2 separate regions of the Homo sapiens genome follow, and region 2 is linked to region 1. Evidence: chromatin loops called from intact Hi-C (ENCODE). Cell type or tissue: prostate gland. All regions are shown on one strand. Links, peaks and the distances in the headings refer to the core of each region. The heading gives the core; the rest is flanking DNA.

Region 1 (2,913 bases), core at 262-2,761:
ACAAACCAAACAAACAAAAAACAAGCTTTGTGTAGAATTTTTTTTTCTGGTATTCATCAGGAGTGCCTTTGTTTCTGACTCTTATTCTAAGATCAACCAACTTTTGATAGACAGGGGACACAAGGGACATTCTGGTTTATAGCTTCATTATATTAAGTGTGTGCTTGGGAGTTTCTCAGAGTGTTGCAACACTCCAGGAACTACATTGGATTGACAGCATTATGTATTTTACTGCAGGGTTTCTCAGATTCTTTCATGCTCATTAAACTGATACGCATTGACAAAGTCCAGTATGATAGTTTCAGCTATATCTTCTGGAACTAAGGTCCCGTGAAACATGTTTTTGAAAATGGTCCTATAGATATTTCCTCATGGAATGTACTGTGTGGTTTAGTGTTGAGCATTTTACCAGTTTATAATGGTAGAGTAGTATGCAACATCAAGTACTTTGAGTTTGACACTTCTCACCAGTAAAGAAGAAACAAAGTGTCCTGAGTTATTTGGGTCTATACACGTTTCCATTTGACGATATAATACTTTGAAATTTGAATACTTTACAAATTATTATTTGATTTATAGCAGTTTTATTTACTTTGCAGTTTAAGAATGTCAGTTATCTCTCTGTGTATTGTGGCCCTGGTCATAAGAAGTGTGGTTATTCTTTGTAGACTGAGATAAACAAGATTGTTTATTATGATGGATAACCAGTGATTTATAACTGCAGTGTGAATGATGGCTAAGAAGGAGGTATGAGGCATTATCGATGGCTTTTTTTTTTTTTTTTTTTTTTTTGAGATGGAGTGTTGCTCTGTCACATAGGCTGGAGTGCAGTGGCACGATCTTGGCTCACTGCAACCTCCGCTTCCTGGGTTCAAGTGATTCTCCTGCCTCAGCCTCTCAAGTAGCTGGGACTACAGGAGTGCGCCACCACACTCAGCTAATTTTTTGCATTTTTCGTAGAGACAGGGTTTCACCATGTTAGGCAGGATGGTCTCAATCTCCTGACCTCGTGATCTGCCCACCTCGGCCTCCCAAAGTGCTGGGATTACAGGCGTGAGCCACTGCGCCCGGCGGCATTATAGATGTTTCTAAAGCATCTAAGGACCTTCTGAGTGCTCAATTTCTTTTACCATTACAACTAGGAAATGTGTTACATTATTTTAGAAATGACATTAAATGTCAGTTTCAACTGTTGGTTTGTTGTACTCATCTGACTTTTAAAAAACTGTCTTTTGGATTTTTTTTAAGCTTGCAATTTAATTGCCAAAACCACTCTAAAAACTTTGGATATTGTTTTGATAACTTTTAAGCTTAACTGTATAATTTCCAGCATACTCGTCCCAAATTCTGTGGTGGTGTTGTCTAAGTGTATTCTTTAGCTCGAGTCTATTAAACTAGTACTTCTTTACTGTAGTGATTTCTCCCCTTTTTTGCCCTGTCATGCCATACATAATGCTATGTTTTCGTGAAACTCATAAAAAATTCATGAGGATTCCTAAATTTTACAATCATTGTCTTATGCAGTGTCCTTGTAAGGGTTTGTTTTGGAATGCTACACCATGTGTCAGGAAATCTGGGGTAGAGTGTAGCGGGTGAGTTTTGGATGACTGCCCAGTGTCTCTCACTTCTTTGGGAGTGACTCCCAGTGCTGTGCCCCGATCCAGCTGTAACTGATTGAGTCACAGTTTCTAATATTGCCTTGGCCAGTTAAGTCATCTCTCTTGGGGATTTATAATTTAGGTTCTAGACAGGGTATAGCTGAGTCATGTTACTGATGGTACTCTAGTAAAATGATCCTTGAGTTCCCTTTTCTAAGCTCTCTGTGCTGCGTTGGTACTTAACCTTCCCAAGTGTTTAGTCATTCAACTGACTTTGATCCTGAGAAGATTGTTCTTTTTTTCTGGACTTAGCTAGAGATGATTTCTGTAGTTTCAACTAAAATAAATCAAGTCACACATAGAAATGGTGTTAGAGTTATGTGATGGATATATCATGGAGAGCATTCCAAAAGCCAATTATAATTTTCCTTTTTGCCTCCTGCTTTAATTGCCTCTGCTGGTACTGTATGCCTCTCCCCACCCTCCCGTCTTAACTCAGCCATCACAAACTGCATGCAAACATGCCTGTTGTCTGCACACCTTTTTTTTGCAGCTCAGTTTCATATAGATGCACTTCCAGTACACTTTTGAAATATCATATACATACTTTGTGAATAGTGCATGTCACACTATACTGTTACAGTATGCTTGGCTGGCTCCTCATCAGACAGCAGCTCTTAAGGTCAGGCCCTGTGACATACTCCGCCTGGATTCTTGGTGTCTTGCACGTAGTAGACATGAAATACATTCTTGTTGGATTAATTTTTCCTCACCTTATGTTATTCCCACTTAAGGCCTTTATTACTCATTTAACAAATACACGTTGAGTATCCCTTATCCAAAATGCTTCAAATCAGAAGTGTTTTGGATTTAGAATTTTTTCGAGTTTTGGAATATTTACTTATACAGAGTGAGCTATTTTGGCGATGGAACCCAAGTCTAAACACGAAATTCATGTGTCTTATATACATAGCTGGAAGGTAATTTTACACATTATTTTAAATAATTTTTCACATGAAACAAAGTTTGTGTTGGGTGCTTATGTGTGGAATTTTCCACTTGTGGTGTCATGTCAGTGCTCAAGAAGTTTCAGATTTTGGAGTTGTCTGAATTTTCAGATTAGGAATGCTCGAACTCTACCTAGTGTGTGTATGTTCTGGAGACCATTCTGCACTCTGAGGATACCTCAGGAAAACAAACCAAAATATGTCTGCCTTCCTAGAGCTTACAATCTAGATAGTTAAATTTTCCATCTGCATTCTTTTAAATTATGAAGTGTGGCTAAAGTAAACTTTAGGCAACATACAGACTATTG
Region 2 (2,913 bases), core at 302-2,801, 190 kb before region 1:
ACCCCCTCATTTTTGAGACAGGATCTTGCTCTGCTGCCCAGGCTGGAATGCAATGGTGCGATCTTGGCTCACTGCAAACTCCGCCTCCCGGGTTCAAGCGATTCTCCCACCTCAGCCTCTGGAGTAGCTGAGATTACAGGCGCCTGCCTGTAGACGGGGTTTCCACAGATGGTGCAGGTGGTCTCCAACTTCAGAGCTCAAGTGATCCGCCCACCTCAGCCTCCCAAAGTGCTGGGATTACAGGCATGAGCTACCGCACCAGGCCCACCAGTGCCCCCTTTCAAAACTGAAATCTAGTAATGTCCTCTTTATCTACTATTCTTCAGTGGCTCCTTATTTCCTACAGATTAAATTCTAATTCCCTGCCTGCCACCCAGCCTTCTAGGCCCTGCCTTACGCCCCTGTGGCTCTCCCCGATGCTCTGTGGGGTCCCTCTGGACCTAGCAGTTTGGAGACTCCCTTCTTCTGTGGCTTTGCTGAGCCTGGGCTCTCTGCTGGGTGGACCTCTGTCTACTGCTCCTTCCCCTCCCTCTCCCAAGCATCCCCTTCCTCCAGGTCAGTCCTCAGGGCCCACACAGCCCTGTCACTGACTGGTGACATTGCCAATGCCTTGAGGAGTTTTGTTATCAAACAAATGGGCTCACTGCTCAAGGCACAGCGAAACCAGTAACACTGGCAGCAGCTTTTGAGAAAAGAAAGGTTTCATTGCAAAACTGACAAGCAAGGAGGCAGGAGTGGGGCTCAAATCTGTCTCCCCAGTTTGAGGTCTGGGGTAAGCTTTAAGGGATCAGAGGGCAAGGGAAGTGATTGAGCAGTGTTGGCTTGGCAGGGTCTGATTGGCGGGCTTCAAATTTAACGATTTATGGAAAGGTTTGTCAAGGTAGATTTGGGCCCCAGTCTCCCAGGCTGACGCATCCCTGCTTCTGAAAGATTTCCATGTTCAGGTTCCAGTCCTGTCCTGGTCTTCTTTGTTCCGAGGGGAGGAGTCATTGGTTCTGGGTATTGTTAGAGGTCAAAGCTTGTTCCATTGTGCATGCCTGGGCAACATGGCTTGCAGTTTTGGCTCTGTTGTACCTACAAAGCAATGCGACATTCTGTCATCAACAAGGTAGGCCCAGTATGCGCTGGTCTCGCAGTTATAGTTTCTTCTTTTATTTACTAATTTTTAAAAGAATACCTAACTGCTTGCGTGGTGATGGTCTTCTCAAGTCTCATTTCTTTGAGTCCTGCTTCCCAGCCCCTGTCACTGTCTTCATTGCCTTGGCTTTTCCGGGTGACCTCAAGTTGGGTGGCTCAGGCTTTGTGGCAAATGTTGGCTCACCAGGCTGATTCATCATGGCTCAGTCACTGTCTGGGTTGGTCGCCTGGCCCTGGTGATCTTCCTCAGGCACAGTGCCAAAGCACTTGCCACAAAATGATGTCTCCTGTCCCCCCGACCTTGGGGCAGCAGAGCCTCTCCGTGGCCACTGGCTCATAGAGCTTCTGCACTGAGGGAGGTGCTCCGGCCAAGGCAGTGACCAGCAGCCACATGTAGCCTCTGCACCTGCGGGGCAGCTGAGGAACTGAATTTTAAATTTTAATTAACTTTAGTTAATTCATTATTTATATTGAATTATATTTAAAACATCATAATGTACCCACATTATTATATGTAACATACATAATATACTATTAATATATATTTATCATAGCCACATGTAGCTACTGTATTCCCACTGCCCCTCTGGAGCCTGTCAGAGATAGGGGGCGCAGTTGGCATTGTCACCACGCTGCCTGCACTTGAGTGCGAGCGGGTGCCCAGGGAGCGCTGGCGGCGCTCGCGTGCTGCTGGGGATGGGCAGACTCCTCGAGGGGCGCGGGCGAACGGTCGGGCTCTTGGACGTGGGGGGGCAGCGGCGTGCGGGGCCCTCCCCCGGTTTTCTCCTTACGCGTCCTGGGGAAACTGAGGACGCAGACGCCCTCCCACAGGAGCGTCTGAGCCAGGGCGCCTCCCAGGATGCCTCGCTGTCCCTCAGGCCTTCGTAGCGTCGGCTTGTCCAGTTGGCACCGCCCGTCCCGCTCTCTGGGGGCCCTGGCACCTCGGCCCCGCGCGGGCCTGTCCCGGGACCCCGCCGGCCGCGGGCCGCTCTCACGTGCTTTTGGCTGCAGCCCTACCCCGCTAGATTAGATTTAAAATCGCTAAAGGGGCCCTGTTCTGATAGCCTTAGAGATAAATAAGCACCTTATATAAATGGAATAGTCCCGAATTTTTCAGAAGTTGGGGAAATGTAACTTCTAATATGTTAATGGTCAAAAAGGAAAATTATTTTCATAAAAACTGACTCAGAAATGTTTTAAGAATTCAAAATCTTGTTATTTAGACAAATGTGACTGGGTTAATATTTTTGGCTTAATAAAAACAGCTATGGGCCAGGCGCAGTGACTCACGCCTGTAATCTCAGCACTTTGGGAGGCTGAAGCCAGCAGGTCATGAGCCCAGGAGTTCAAGACCAGCCTGGCCAACATGATGAAACCCCGTCTCTACAAAAATACAAGAAATTAGCCGGGCACAGTGGCGCGCGCCTGTGGTCCCAGCTTCTGCAGAGGCTGAGGCGAGAGGGTTGCTTGAGCTGGGGAAGTCAAGGCTGCAGTGAGCCTAGATCTTAACCACTGCACTTCAGCCTGGGCGACAGAGGGAGACCCTAAATCAAAAAAAAAAAAAAAAAAAAAGGAAAGAAAAAACTCATTTAGAAAGGGCTAATTTCTGTACAATTATTTTCCTTCTCTGTTGATTTTAAATAAACATTTAAATACTTTATTGTCATGGCCAGATGCAGTGGCTCACGCCTGTAATCCCAGCACTTTGGGAGGCCGAGGTGGGCGGATCACGAGGTCAAGAGATCAAGACCATCCTGGCCAACATGCGGAAACCCT

The links. Peaks named below come from ENCODE experiments on the same cell type or tissue, not always from the same donor. Only the 100,000 strongest peaks of a DNase experiment are listed, where the experiment ranks them.
Region 2: a loop joins it to region 1, with 4 times the contacts of the local background. A loop is called at or near these places in 11 of 110 quality-filtered maps.

The regions. Positions count from the first base shown.
Region 1 is chr2:127,507,587-127,510,499 of GRCh38, reverse strand. The region is part of intron 2 of IWS1 (interacts with SUPT6H, CTD assembly factor 1); the gene reads left to right. Among named protein-coding and RNA genes, the nearest start is that of IWS1, 17 kb to the left of the region's middle. In prostate gland, for the core only: no CTCF peak of the experiment used is centred there; a DNase peak (open chromatin) is centred at 1,619; H3K27ac peaks cover 617 bases.
Region 2 is chr2:127,694,746-127,697,658 of GRCh38, reverse strand. No RefSeq gene overlaps it. Among named protein-coding and RNA genes, the nearest start is that of SFT2D3, 5.3 kb to the left of the region's middle. In prostate gland, for the core only: a CTCF peak has its summit at 1,779; a DNase peak (open chromatin) is centred at 1,778; H3K4me3 peaks cover 431 bases.